Regions from separate parts of the Homo sapiens genome. Here region 1 is linked to region 2. A link is an interaction called in ENCODE POLR2A ChIA-PET data of the cell type or tissue named here. Cell type or tissue: PC-9. All regions are shown on one strand.

Region 1 (8,000 bases), 210 kb after region 2:
CTCTGAAACGGTGCAAGTGAACAGGGGCCTGAGTGCTTCTCCATGACTCCCTCCACCTCATCTCGTGGGGAACTCCCTGCCTACCCAGGGATGTCTTCCAGAACAAATGCTGAGCATTCTCTCTCCTCTGGAGGCTTTCAGACCAGGCACTAGAGCACACTTGAATGCCACTTTTGATGGAGTGTTTTTTTAAGAAGTATCCCGTATGACTGAGATCAGCGTGCATGGATTCTAATCCTGACAGCCACCTGGGCCTCTCTCCTCGACTCCAGACAATCTTTTCCACCCACACCACCACTTTGAAATCCCCAAATATTGCACATGCAGCAAGGTTAGACCAGTCTTCCTGCCTGCAGGGTCACCCCAGTCCATTTTCTAGACTGTGCACAGAATGATATGTTCAAAACTAATTTATAATTCTGCTATCCCTCTGCTTAACATCCTTCAAGGTTTTCCCAGTTTCTACGGAACAGTCTAGACTCCTTCATCTGGTGTATAAAGCCTTTCATGATCCAGCACCTCCTCATCTTCTGGCTTTGCTTGCTGACCCCACCCCATAAACTCATACATACAGAGACACACCCTACATTTCAGCCAGCTTTCAAGAGTCCTTTTATCAGATCTCACACTTCCCACCCCTGGGTCTCTGAACATGCCACTCCTTCTCACAGCGACACACTTCTCCACCTTGGGCAAGACTGCATATCTTTCCAGATTGGGTTCAAATGCTGTCTCTGCTGTGTGGGCCTCTCAGATGTCCACTTGGCTCACCGATTGGCATTGTGACTTGTTTATGCATGCTTCTCTCCACTAGACTGACAGATCCTTGAAGGCAGGTCCTTCCACAGAATACCTACTCAACAAATGTTTGTGGAATACATGAAATATCAAAAACAGGCACAAAGTAATAAATCAAGCAATTTTTTCTCTGGTCTCCAGTGTTTTCATCTATAAAATATGTATCTGATCTAGGTGCCTTAAAACCTAGCAGCCTCAGATTTTATACTGTATCATTCTTCAAATACACATGTCACACTCCTGGCCCTCTAAGTAGTAGGAGATATTGCTGGGTTATTTTTTCCCAAGGAGAGAGTGGAACTCTGGATCCACTGACACTGCAGAAAGGCTGATCTCAGAAGCTCAGGTTGACATCACAAAACTACTGAAAGCCAGTGCACTACATAAGGACCCAAAAAAACCCAGGACTCTGGCCATATCACCAGCACAGTCATGGGTATCATTCACCCATATGGGTGATCATTTGCAGGCATTCGTATGAGCATTGTCATAGTCCTCAGGCAGGCACACAGGGTGACACATTTGTGCAAAGAAAGCCACCCACAGAGCCTCACCTCACCAAGATCACAATCTCCGTGATCCCCGCACCTCCCAGCATCACCCACACACTCACACACCCACAGGGTGTCAGGTTGTCTGTCTGCAAATCTGGAGTTCTACACATTGGACCACAGCATCCTTCAGCAGGGAAATAAGTGCACTTGTGTTCTCATGGCTCTCTCCCTCTGATCTCTATCGTCAGCATGGTCCTCACTGAACAGCTTCTGCCAATATGCTGGCATGAGACAACCTGAGTTCACCATCAGCCTTGTGTGGGAAAATTGATTAGTTTCCATGAGCCTCAGTTTTCTCATCTATAAGATGGGACTAGTGGCCCTGCTTACTCTTTTCTTACATAGGTACTGCCAACTAATTACTTAATTAATTCAATAAGTATTGAATTAATGCATGCAAATGCACCTCATAAACACAGGCACAATGCAAATGTGTGGAAGTCACAGAAATAATAATGTTGGTGGACAGTAGTTTCTGGCTCTAATGAAATGCTCCTTTTCCAATAAAAAGGAACAATTCAAAATCGAATAGTTATTGAATACATATTACATGAAAGGGATTATCACCAACCATAAGTAACTATTTCAAAGCTGTATTAGACAGTGCTGTAGTATGTTTGTGTCTGAAGGAAAATGTTTCATATTTCATGGTTTTAATATATATACATTTTAGTACATTTTACACAAATGGAAAGAGAAATAATATTTTCATATGTACAATATGAAACTATGGACATATATGCAATAATATTTTCGTGTGTGTGTGTGTGTGTGTGTTTGTGTTTGAGAAGAAAACACTACCTATGAGTCAGGAATGAAGTGTAATGAAAAAAAAGCATGAATTTTGGAATAAAACATACACACCTAGATTCACATCCTGATTATTACTTATTAGCTTTTTGACTTGGGACAAATTGTATTATTTTTTGTTATTTTTATTTTATTTATGTTTTTATTATTTTATTATTTTATTTTTATAAGGTTTCAAAAACTGATATGTAATAGTTGTACATATTTTGAGCATACCTGTGATATTTTGATACATGCGTACAATGTGTAATGACCAAGTTAGGGTAACTGGAATAGTCATCACCGACATCATTTATCTTTTCTTTGTGTTAGGAACATTATAACTCTTCTTTCCTAGCTATTTTGAAATATACAAAAAATATTGCTAACTGTAATTATCCTACTGTACTATTGAATACTAGAACTTATTCCTTCTATCTAACAGTATTTCAGGGAACAAGTTTTAAATTTACTAAAGCCTCAATTTCCCCATACTAAAAAATGGAAATAAAAAACTTAGCTCATAAGTCTGCTGGGTAAATCACTTTGAAAAATTATAATATTGAATAGTCACTAGGACAGAGAGGGCTCAATAAGTGTCACTGTTGCCCATTTTGTGTTCTCTGTCTCACTAACCCTCTGTGTGACCTGGGACAAATCGCTCCGCCCCTTGGAGCATGTTTTCTCACCATAGAATGGGAGAGAAGAGTTTGATGATTCCATGGATTCCTTCCAGCCCCAGGAGTCACAGTATCCTATATCCAGTATCTGTTTTATGCATGCACGTGGGTTTAAGTAATCAGGGCAGCCAAGGGGTGGCCCCTTCAGCCTAGCGTTTGCTCAATTTCCAAAGCGTTTCCTTTCTCTGAACGTGCCAGTTGCTCACTTTCATATTTTCAATACAGGGCCCATTGATGACCACAAAAAGGAATGTCCAGTGCAGCTGCGGGTCCACTTGAGCCCTCCAAGCAAGCACTCTCAAGCCCGCTCTGTCTGGGAGCTCTGTGTTTTCAGAGCCTGTTGTTGCAGCGATGCCTGGAATCCTTAACACCTGCACACCAGCTTCCTGGGCATTTCCACACCCTCCCCCTCCCCACCTCCTGCATCTCCCATTTGCATCTGAAATGCAGCTGCTCTGGGCCCTATAGAGGAAAGCCAAATGGACAGGACATCTCCTTGTTTGTTCTCCCTCCCCTGAGTCAAACCGAATCTGAAGCTCCTCTGTGCGACGCCTTTGTTGCCTCCTCATTATGTTTAAATGAGCCTCATCTGCAGGAGGATTTTTTTTTAATAAAATAAAATAAAACCACCACAAAAGACCAAAGCATATGACATCTGCTCTTTCGATGAAAGCTTTTTTTGTCCCGAATTAGACTAAAAAAAGAAGAAGAAAACATGAAAGAAAAAAGAACGGGGCTGGGCCTCATTTTTACCATTCCTCCCAAGAAACAAAACAAACAGAATTAGTGTATGCTGGAGGCAAAGGGTGTGGAATGGATAACAAGAAAAAAAAAGGGGGAGAAAAGATGAAATAAAAGGAGAACTTCCTACTTCTCCAGCAGTGTTTTGCCATCACTCTACGTCAGGAATATTCAGACACCATTACTTAGGTGGCCATTACTTTGAGAGAATGTTCAAATTTATATTTCCTATGCTCATTTCACAGGTAAAACTTTTAACAACTCTTTAGCCATTATCCCATCCTCCCCAAGTAATATCCATGTTTATTGAGTACTGCAGGTGGGTCTGGTATAGGTTGTACCTGAAGAATAATTTGAAAAACTATTATCTGTATGCTGATAACACCCAAATCTTTATCTCCACCTTATCTCTCTACTACTAAACTACTAACTACTACTACTACTATAACTACTACTACTATTACTAGAATACTAACTATTACTACTACTACTAGTCTACTAACTAGACCTCCCAACCTGGCTCACACACTAAACACACCACCTGTCTGCCAACACCTGCTTCTTGCCCGGTGTTCCCTTCTCCCTGAATGGTACTCAGTACCCCCACAAAACTCTTGAGTTATCATCCTCAACAGCTTCCTCCTCCTCAAGCATGCCCTATCCAACCCATTGCCAAGTCCCATTAATGTTCCATCTAAAACTCTCCTGATCTCTTTTCCTTTCTCCTTCTCCATCGCCACAGCCTGAGTCCAGGTCACCTTCCTCTCTTTCATCTAGACATGTCACACCCAGCACTCAGCATTGCTGATTGTGATCGCTTCTTGATCAAAACACTTTTTAGTTCCAAGGTGGAGCCTAATCCTTTTATGTAGCTTCCCAGATGTTCATGTGCTGGCTCCTGCCACCCTCTCTGACTAATCCCCGTCTACCATCCTCTAATCCATCCCAACCTAAATTCCTTCAGTCCTCTACCCAGCTTCATGCTCTTTCACCTGAGGCCTTTGCACATGCTGGCTTCTCTACCTGAAATACTCTTCCAACTCTGTATCTAAGGTGTTACCAGCCTAGCTATGTTTCCCAGGCAAACATCATAGTGTCCAAGGCGGATCCTTGATCTTCTATGCGTATCTTTCTATATCTTTCATCCACTTAGCTTCTTGAGGGTCAGGGACCCTCTGTTTTGAGGGGGAAAAAAAAAGAAAAAAAAAACTTCCTGAATGAGAACCCAACCATTTTTTTAGACCCAACATAGCAAGCTTAAAGTTTTATTTTGATGATGGGATTTGCCAGTAGTTGGGTGACATCTTTGTTTCTCTTCTGTTAATCTCACATTCTTTCCAGGGTTTTCTTTCCTTGGGAAGTAGAGATGGAACATGTATGCCAAACAAGACAGTGGGATGGTTCCAACCAAAGACTCTTTGTCTACTAGATTTCTAGTTATGAATGAGCGGGGGAGGTTGAATTTGCTTATTATTAAAACCTCTCCACATACTGGAATTTTAAAATCTAGCATACATACAGAGCTGAGATCGAAAATCTGGTGTGAGATCAATGCTTCTAACCAATTGAGGACCTGAACTCAATCCATTTCTTTAACAACCAGGTGGTTCAACTATAAGTGATACTCTTCTCCCATCTTGAGCTGAATCACATGCGTTCTGGAGTGGCCAAAGAAGAGCAGGAAGAATTGAAAGTGATAGAAATAACCAGTTGATGTTTATTGAACATTGAGTGTCACCCTGTAAAAAATACTATGACATTTGTAATTCAGTTTAGTTTTAAATGCCCTGATATGGTCAATATACTAAACTTTGATTTTACAGATAAATCAAAGTTCAGAGATACTCACTGGCTTCCTAAAGACTTGTAGCTTCTTTTGCTCCTTTGACTCTTTTTATTCTTACCTCCCTGCAGGTTTCTGTGTCCACCCTGGAAAAAATTCTTGAGCTAGAAAGAAATCAGAGCTAGGGTTCTAAGAGAACATATCTGGAGAAATTCTGGGCTCTGATATCTCAAGGCTTGGAGGGAATAAGCAAAGAGAAGGCCACCCAGGAAGCAGAGGGACTGGGCCTTGAGTTTTCTGATAAAGGATTGGGAGAACAGTGGAATTCCGCACTTAGTATCTTCTCTAACAACTTTTGAGCATCTTTTTAAATCTCTCCAAGGTTATTTAGACAATAAGAAATTTCTAAAGAAAAGGTAGATGGTGAGGAATAAGGCTTCAACTGTTGACTTAAAAGTGTTAAGTGTTCCTTCATAATTTACCTGGCTTGTTAATGGCAGAGACAGTAACTAACAGGGTTACAGAAAGGGAGATGTCACAATGGTGTGGTTACCCTTCATGTTCTTCATGGGTTAAAGAACAGGGGTTGTCTCTACTCCCTACTGCATGAGCTACTGAACTTTGAATGGAGTGGAGAAAGAAAAAACAAAAAACTATCTGTCTCATGTTTCTTCCATAGTCAATTGATATCCTAACATCTCAAAGTTCAGTGTGAAACAAATACCAGAATGAATTCCATAGCTAGCTGTAGAATAATGATGACAAGACTATTTCCATATTATGGCTGAGGAATTTTAAGTATTATGAAAGTCAATGGGTTGCCCATTCTTTCTTTCAATAAATATTCATTAAGCTCCTCCTATATACCCAGAACTGGATACCAAGGCAAACAAAGCAGGCATAAAGCTTATTGGCTACTGAGCGAACAGTCATAAAATAAAAAATAAGCACAGAAATATATCTAAAATCACAAATTATGATTTGTGATGAGAGAAAAAGTATACGATAGTGTAAAGAAACATAACAGAAGGGATGGCATAACCTACATGGTGGGTCCGATCCGTCCTTTCTGAAGGAGTGATCCTTATGCTGTGAGCCAGAAAAAAAAAGCGAGAGGCAAGCAGGCATCAAGACCAGCCTGAAGGCCCCAAGACTGGAAAGTGGGTGGCCAGTATAGAAGAGGAAGGACAAAAGAGGGGGTCAAGGGGAAAGGCAAGGGCAGACTATGTGACCTTCTAAGCCATGGCAAGAACTTTGAACTTGATTCTAAGTACAGTGAGAAGCCATGGAAGAGTTTTTGTTTGTTTGTTTGTTTGTTTTGTTTTTTTGAGAAGGAGTTTCGCTCTTGTCACCAGGCTGGAGTGCAGTGGTGCTATCTCGGCTCACTGCAACCTCCGCCTCCCAGGTTCAAGTGATTCTTCTGCCTCAGCCTCCCAAGTAGCTGGGACTACAGGCGCCAGCCACCACACCTGGCTAATTTTTTATTTATTTTTTATTTTTTTGTATTTTTAGTAGAGACGGGGTTTCACCATGTTGGCCAGGATGGTCTCGATCTCTTGATCTTGTGATCCACCCACCTCGGCCTCCCAAAGTGCTGGGATTATACACATGAGCCACTGAGCCCGGCCCATCAAAGAGTTTTAAACAGGGAAGAGTTGTGATCTAATTAACATTTTAAAAAATGTATCCCACTAATTGTGGAAATGGATTGGACAAGGGTGAGAGACTATTTACTGAAGTTACTGTAAAAGATGATTGAATAGAGTCTAGGGAGGTTTAAATCCCAGTTACCATAACTCAAACCACAAAGGCCTGTTTCTAAAAAAAATCATTACTTGTGATTTATAATCTAAAAAAACAGTATGCCATTTTATTAAGCAGAGTCATATTTTTTCAAATGTCTTATCAACTAAGATGACCCAAAGTCATGGGGGTTGGTTCAGGGCAATGCAATTTCTAGCTGGCATTCCTGGCCATCGTTTTCTACTTTCCAGGTTTTCCAAGAATAGTGGTTGAGAGGGGTAGTCAAAATTGGGGAATAAATATATAGGTCATTTGTATCTGATTCTCCCACCCAGCCTCAACCTCACTACACAGCAACAGCAACAAATGTCAGTGGCAGGAAGTACACAACAAGAAGAATTAACCACAATTTTTTTAATCCAAACTTACAAACATAGTCAGTCACACATACACATACAGTTGGTTTGAAGTGGAGTGAGGGGCGGTAGCCAGCCTTCTTACTTTTTAACCAATAGGATCTCATGTTAGCCATCAAAGCAACAGACTTTCAGTCAGTTGACCTTTCATGATAGAGGGTTTTGTGGGGAGAAGAGAGAGAAAGGAGAGAAAAAAAATTGAGGTTTTTGCATCATTTGTCATTCTAATAGTTGAAGACTGAATCAGTCTTATGTTGCAGACACATTAATTTGATTAAGATACAATCCATGGGTCATTCAGGCATGTAAAGTACTCTTGCTTAATTGCAAAATTAACAATAGAATAGGATAAATCATTACCAAACTGGAGGTTGTTCTGGGACTCATGGACTTTTTCCCTCACTCAATTCATTTTCTCCATCTAAAGTTCTTTTTGACACTTTGTTAAAGGAAAAATCGGGGCTAAGGCAACAGTAAGTGGCAAACCAACATTCAA
Region 2 (8,000 bases):
TATAGATATTTCCTTCCTCTCCTGGTTGGCCTACTGGGTACTTTTCCTCTGGCCACACCCCAGGTTTCTTAAAGGCCTTTGAAAGAAATTGTTATTGACTAAACTTTGGAGTTACCTATGATGAAAATCCAGTCTCTCATTTCTTTTGTCCTCCATGGATGAGTTGGGCTCTTAACGTGAACCTTGGGAAATCAGAGGTCCAGTTTGCTTTATTTAGATTTCAGGACACTAGACTTTTTTGTGTGTGAAGAGCTCAAAGTTCTACTGAAGGTAAAAGTATCCTATGTCCCAGTGTCTCGACCCATTTAAGTAATTCATCTTCCTCTGCTCCAACTCCTAATTTCATATCCCCTGAGGCTGGACATTCTCCTTATTCCTTTCCTTAAGCAGTTACATAAAAGAGCAGTTCGGATACGAACCAGTTTTTAAGCATACCCCCACAGGCAAGTTGTTCGAGTGTAAATTATTTACATAAAATAATTTAAGTATATAGGTAATTATCTAACAATTTATCTGGAAATTTGTGAGGTCTAAAAAGGAGGCTCTGTGACTATGTGTTCTGTGTTGTCTAAAGTGTGAACAGTAGTCCTTGCACATATTAAGCTACCAATCATTTTTGTTAAATGAATCAGTTAATAATTGTGCATGTGTTTCTCTATATGAAGTGTAGAGCTACAGGCTGTGATCCCTTACAATGGTTTTCTTTAGCTTAAATTTTCTTATGCATTCCTGCCTGTTCCCCTCCAACCTTCTGCCCCCTACACACACACAAACACACAGACACACATATACACACATCCACTCATTAGCTTTCACATTTTGCCTGTGTTGTATTGTGCCGAATACCTTGATTGAAGGCCATTTAAGACCTTTTGAGAGTTTTATTTTTACAGAGGTGCTATAAAATAGCAGGAACATCACACATACTAAAAACTTGTCTTTTTCACTTAACAGTTATGAGATCTTAGTCAAGTTTCTCAGATGCTTTGGGCTTTAGTTTCCTCATCTCTAAAATGGAGATAATAATGAAGAATTAACGTGAGATCATGAGAAATAAAATACTTATCCAGTCTCTGGCAAGTGCTCAGTAAATGTTTGTTAAGATGACAATAGTGATTCTTTTTTGACTAGATGAAAGAAATGATATGATAATATTATAAGCTGTAAATTAACTTCCTCTCTTGTGGTAAGAGATTAGATATAAAAATCCAATAAAATATTTTAATTATTCAGGCATTTATTGTACACATAGATTATTTATTTAACTAAAGTATTTGAGAAGGCTTACAATAAAATAGTATAAACAATATTATAGTCAACATTTGGATTAGTAAAAACATAAGCCAATTATGGAAACTTAATATTTATATAGTCATTTACAGACTACCTGAGGTATTTCCAAACACTATCTATTTTAATTCTTAATTTCCACAACAACTACGTTAGGGAGGTATTATCATTTATCCTATCTGAGAGGGAATGAAGTGACTTGTCCTACTTCTCACTGTTTATATGTGGTTAAGGGATGCAGAAATGTTCAGGAGCCCAGGGTCACAGTGTTATTTCTCTCAAATAAAAGAGCTAAGACTCAATTACCCCTTGGTGTTTACTTAAACCACTGAGTTCTCTTTTCTAAGGTCAAGGCTATGCTGAAGAGGGAATAAGGCAATCACCAGCTCTGGCACTAGATAGGTCTGATTTAAATCCTAGCCCTACTGCTGTCCAGGTGTTATGACCTGAGGCAAGTCACACACAGTTCTCTGAGTTTTAGCTGACTAGTCTATACGATAGAACAATGACACCTTACTGATTATTGTGAAGTTTAAATAAGACAGTGCTTACTATGGGGACAGACATGTAGCGCACTGGGCACTTGTGTATGTTGGGCTATTTACAAGTCCGACTGTGGCTTTGATGGCCCTGGGGCTAAAGAGTCTTGACTGTCAGAAGGTACAATGCAGAAAGAAGGTATGTGTTTGGGAGAGAGGGATGTTTGAAAGGAGGAAAACCAAGGTAAACAGAAAGAAGGAGAGCTTATGGAAGGAATCGGAGTCTGTGGCTTCCCAGCCCATTGGACCTGGAAAGTAGACAGCAGAGTATGGGAGAAGAATAGAATGGGAATCAGGAGATATGAGTTCTAGATATAGTGTTGCTAATTTAATCATGTGACAGCAGATTCCTCTGCTTTCTGAGCCTCAGTTTATTGTCCAAAGAAAAGGTGGGGGCATCAGAGAATCTGACCTCTAAAGTTTCTTTCAGGCTTTATTTTCTATCACAGGTTCCCAGAAACAAAGGTTTGGCTAGGGACATAAAAGCGCTGAACCCAGAAGTTGTGGGTGTGCCTATTTTGGCTCATAAATGCTAACTGATTTGAAATATTAAATACTTTAATTTTGTGTCTAAACAAATTTTCCCTTAGTTACATGCAAACCCTAAGAAAATAAAGGTTATTATTCACCTTGATTCCATTCTATATCTTATGTATAGCAACAAACTGGAAAAAACGTCATCTAAATCAGGCAAGAGTTGGATTTACCAGCAACTCTCAGCCTTCCTGTGCCATAATAAGGGAACAAGTTGGATCAAAAGATTTCCAGCTGTGCTGTCACTTTAATGATCAGACTAGATCAGCTAATTATGATAATGCCTCAGTGATAGACAGCAGGGCTCCTATCAAAACAAAGAGCGAAAAGGAAGAGAAGGAGCAAGAAGGAAAAGAGAGGAGGGGGTGAAGGAAGAAAAAGTAGACAGAAAAAAGGAAGAAGGAATTGACATGGATGGCAATTCATGATTTACAAAGCACCTAAGCGAAATAATATATCCCATCTTAATCCTCGTAAACACCTCATAATTATTACATGATTGCAGAAGAGGAAACAAAAGCCCAGAGAACTGAAGTGATTGCCATAGGCTAAATGAATTGACTCATTTTCTTTTCACATATCACCTTCTGTATTGTAAAAGAGTTCATATGCATGGTCTCTGAGGATAAGACCTGGGTTACATTCAGGCCTCTTCTCTCTGCAGAATCTGAGGTTCAAAATCTTGCACACAGTAGGTGCTCAGTAGATGTGTTTTGGACAAATGAGCATATCTGCAGAAATAGATTTTTTTTTTTAAGATAAAGTTTCACTCTGTCACCCAGGCTGGAGTACAGTGGTGCGATCTCAGCTCACTGCAACCTCCACCTTCTGGGTTCAAGCGATTATTTTGCCTCAGCCTCCCAAGTAGCTGGGATCACACGCATGCGCCACCACGCCTGGCTAATTTTTTGTATTTTTAGTAGAGACGGGGTTTCTCCATGTTGACCAGGCTGGTCTTGAACTCCTGACCTCAGGTGATCCACCTGCCTCGGCCTCCCAAAGTGCTGGGATTACAGGTGTGAGCCACCGTGTCTGGTCCCAGAGTATATCTTAAAGTAAGATGTTGTAGAGCTGGAATTCTTTCTCCCCTGATTTCATTCTTTTGGTGATGGGCAGGATGTAGCTGGGACTGTCTACCCAGACATTAACACTCATCTTTTCAGGAATCAGTCTAAGAAGTCAGATAAAGGCTTTTAGTCATTTACTGAGCAATTTCATGGAGTTGTATACACTTTGAGAAACTCTCAAACCGGTTATCTTATGCCATGAGGTGGTTAAGCAGGAATTGTTTGTGACTCATATTTTGCAGAAGAGAAGACTGTGGTCTGAGGAAATTAAGTGGCTTGCTTGAGCTCACCCAGTGTGGAGTGGTTGAGCCTGGATTTGAAATCTTCCACCGAGGCTCTGGGCCCTGTTCCCAGAGTTCTTACTCTGTGTACATCTCTGGCACCTCCTGATATCTCAGCCAGCTAAATAGAAATGCTGCCTGCCTGAGCCCAAGCCATCTGGTATTGTTAACACTCATAGAATCAGGATAATATAACAGCCTTACAATCTAAAGAAAATGCTTTACATCGGTGTAGTCACTGTTGGATGACATAGTTACTTAGCACCTCTGTCTGTAGAATTGTTTAAGTTTCTCAGGAGAAAAAGAAAGCGTAAGTCATTTGGACTCTATAACTTGGTAGAAATGGCCCCATGAGGGTGTGACAGGATAAGACTCCTCAAGTCTACTGTACTTTTTCCAGTTGACTGCTCTGTCGACCCTTTGGCAGTGCCCAGAAATTTGCCATGTTGACTATGATCTTAAAGGGATAGTTGATTTTTAAGGTCATTATTTTTATATCTGAGAAAACAATAAATGTTTCCTAATTTGAGTTATTCCATCAGAGAACATACACGTTGCCTCTCAAAATAAAATAATTATGTATAAAAATATACAGTATTTGTCTTTAAAAAATAAACGTTAAAGTGGACAAAAGATACATTTCAAAAATAGTCATCGTGAGAAAAGCAGCTCACTCTGAATATTCGTTCAATAAATATTTATTGAATGCCTACGATATGTCACACAAACTTCTAAGCACTAGAGACAAAAAACGGACGAAATCTCTGAACTCATAAAGTTTTATTCTAGTGGGAGGAAACACAAGAAAGACATGAATAGGAAATAGAACAGGATCTGCTAAATGCTGTGCAGAATAGTTTAGGAAAAGGAGATAAAGAGCTAAGGGACACAGGGGGTGATATTTAGTATATGTGATATATGAGTTGGGATCTGAAGGATGGAGCACACCTGTGGCTATCTGGGAATAAGTGTCCCAGACAGAGGGAACATGGTTTGAAAAGGTCTTGTGGCTGGAGCAGGCTTGGGTGTCTTTTTTTTTTTTTTTTTTTTTTTTTTTTTTTGAGACAGAGTCTCGCTCTGTCGCCCAGGCTGGAGTGCAGTGGCGCCATCTCCGCTCACTACAAGCTCCACCTCCCGGGTTCACGCCATTCTCCTGCCTCAGCCTCCCGAGTAGCTGGGACTTCAGGGGCCCGCCACTACGCCCGGCTAATTTTTTTGTATTTTTTAGTAGAGACGGGGTTTCACCATGTTAGCCATTATGGTCTCGATCTCCTGACCTCGTGATCCGCCCGCCTCGGCCTCCCAGAGTGCTGGGATTACAGGTGTGAGCCACCGCGCCCGGCCAGGCTTGGGGTGTCTTTAGAACAGAAAGGAGGCCAGGGTGACTGGAACAGAGAGTGGGAGGTGAGGGGCTGGAGGCAGCAAAAGGGCCTGTCAGGCCTCACGGGTCTAGATGGAACTGTGACTCTGACTGTCAGGGAGGTGGGGAGCACTGGAGGGTTTCGATCTGATCACCCTGGCTGTTCTGTGGAGAACAGACTTGGAGGAGTGATCAGAGGAGGAGGGTGGGATGGGGTGAGGAGAAGGGAGATGGATTAATAGGCCAGTCCAAGGGTTTAAGCTGGAAATGATTGCGGATTGGACCATAATAGTCTATACTGTTGGCGCCAAATAAAGAGAAATCATTGGGTTATGTTTAGGGATAACTTAAAGGCTTGAACCATGAGACAGAGAGTTTATGGAAGTTTAAACTCAATTTAGTTATGTGATTGTTTCTACCTCTCTAGAGTAATGCAAATAAATATTATCTTTGATAAATATATAGGCAATTTTTCCTTCCAGCTGTGGAAAATAATGTTCCATATGACTTCTCTTAGTTTTTTGTTTTGTTTTGTTTGCTTTATTTTTTATTTATTTATTTTTTTTGAGATAGGGTCTCACTCTGTTGCTGAGGTGCAATCACAGTTCACTGCGGTCTTGAACTCCCTAGCTCAAGGATCCTCCCACTTCTGTCAGTGTGCACCACCATACTCAGCTAATTTTTTTTTTCTACTTTTTGTGGAGACAGGGTCTTGCTTTGCTGTCCAGGCTGGTTTTGAATTCCTAGGCTCAAGCAATCCTCCCTCCTTGGTCTTCTAAAGTGCTGGGATTACAGGCATGAGCCACTGAACCCGGCCAGCTTCTCTTAGTTCTTAATGATTTGAATCATAAAGTGAGAGGTAAGCTAAATAATTTAGCTGATTCTTAAGTGTTAAGAGAAGCAAAAGAAAAAATCCTTAGGACTTCACAGAAGTTAATAGTAGAGTACATTACAATCAGAAAAGCTGAAATTCTCTCAGCCACATCAATATTATGATCTTAACCTATGAAAGAAGCAGAGGTTGTTAAACTTGGAAGAGATCCCACTTTGTAGGTGAAGAAACTGAGACACACAAGGGAGATAAACAGTCCAAGTTACATGAAAGTTATTGAGTTTGGACCAGAATCTGATTCTCAGTCTCACATTTGTCTTCTCCATTAGAAGTTTTCTTCATAAATACACAAGTTGAACAGCCCTAATCTGAAAATCTGAAATCTGAACTGCTCCAAAATCCAAAAGTTTTTGAGGACTGACATGATGCCATGAGTGGAAAATCCAACACATAAGTGTTTAACAAAAACTTTGTTTCATGTGCAAAATTATTAAATATATTGTGTAAATTACCTTTAGGCTATGTGTATAAACATAAACGAATTTTGCATTTATACTTGGGTCCCATCCCCAGTATATGCAACTATTTCAAAATCTGAAGAAAAAAAAATTGAAATCCGAAACACTTCTGGTCCCAGGCATTTTGGATAAGAAATACTCAACATGTGCTTTGTTTCTGATGTATTAGAGGGTTTCAAGTATATCATTTAGAGCTGCTGGCGTTAAGAATCACAATCTTCTCCATTTGTTGTATTAGAGGGTTTCAAGTATATCATTTAGAGCTGCTGGCGTTAAGAATCACAGTCTTCTCCATTTGTTGTATTAGAGGGTTTCAAGTATATCATTTAGAGCTGCTGGCGTTAAGAATCACAATCTTCTCCATTTGTTTAGCACCTAACAAAGACTCCTCATGCACCCTAGTCTGGCCTCACCACCCTGTTTCCCTGCACTCCTCTCTCTGTCTCACGCTTTGCCTCACACAACCCCATGGGAATGGAAGCTCTTTTGCTCCGTCTGCTCTTTCTTTTCTCTTCCATTTTTTTTTTTTTTGAGATGGAGTCTCCCTCTGTCACCCAGGCTGGAGTGCAGTGGTGCAATCTCGGCTCACCACAGCCTCCTCCTCCTGGGTTCAAGCAATTCTCCTGCCTCAGCCTCCAGAGTAGCTGGGACTAAAGGCACATGCCACTATGCCCAGCTATTTTTTTGAATTATTATTTTTAGTAGAGATGGGGTTTCACCATGTTGGCCAGGATGGTCTCAGTCTCCTGACCTCATGATCCGCCTGCCTCGGCCTCCCAGAGTGCTGGGATTACAGGTGTGAGCCACCGCGCCCTGCCTCTGTCTGCTCTTTCTTTGGGACTCTGCCTGACAGTTTTATGCCCTCACTTCCCAGAAATGGAGAAGCTAAGCAAATAATTTCTTGATGTTCTGATGGGTCAGGAGGACCCCCAAATTGTAATGTTTTATTTCCTTCACAAAAAAGATTTACATTTTCAAATCTTGGAATTTCCAAACGTGACTTTATTCCTATTACTTTATATTTTCTCATGCATTTATTTACTGAGGCAGGAATACAGTATATATTCAAATGTCAAAAATGCAAAGGATTCTTTCTTTTGTCTATGATAGCACAACTCTGAAATAAAAAGCATGAAAACAAGGATCAGCTGCCTTGAAAAGGCACTAGCAAGCTAGACCCAGCCCTAAAGCTCAGTGGCCTTGTCACCTCCATCAAGGCCATTTTCCTTCAGTCTCCACTTTCTAACCTGTGAAATGAAGGAAACAGGAGATGAGGGCCCTACTGCCAGGATCTGATGGGGAATCTCAAAGGCTCATTCCCATGCCAGATCTTTTTTTCACGACCTCAGGTCCTTTTCTAGTCCCTTCGTCATCCTACAATTCCAACACCCTCCTTGATAGTTTCAAATTCTGCAATTCCCATTCAGATCAATAAATATTTACTAACCAATAAATATTTCTTTTTATTGCTTCTCAGTGCCCAGGACAGCATTGAGAAGTCCTGGGCACAGTGAAGCAATAAAAAAGACACATAAGACATCATTTCTTCCCTTAAGAAAAACTAATTGGAAAGAGAGAA

What was found. Peaks named below come from ENCODE experiments on the same cell type or tissue, not always from the same donor. Only the 100,000 strongest peaks of a DNase experiment are listed, where the experiment ranks them.
Region 1: POLR2A ChIA-PET joins it to region 2 with 23 read pairs; 3 of 35 experiments call an interaction of 5 or more read pairs at or near these places.

The regions. Positions count from the first base shown.
Region 1 is chr3:187,986,786-187,994,785 of GRCh38, forward strand. It overlaps LOC107986166 (a long non-coding RNA gene), which reads right to left. Exons shown (of 5, transcript XR_001741061.2): 5 at 7,488-8,000. Among named protein-coding and RNA genes, the nearest start is that of LINC01991, 14 kb to the left of the region's middle. RefSeq lists enhancers at 1-50, 3,011-3,544. In PC-9, no CTCF peak of the experiment used is centred here; no DNase peak of the experiment used is centred here; H3K27ac peaks cover 1,209 bases.
Region 2 is chr3:187,779,583-187,787,582 of GRCh38, forward strand. No RefSeq gene overlaps it. Among named protein-coding and RNA genes, the nearest start is that of BCL6, 38 kb to the left of the region's middle. In PC-9, no CTCF peak of the experiment used is centred here; a DNase peak (open chromatin) is centred at 3,649; H3K27ac peaks cover 1,286 bases.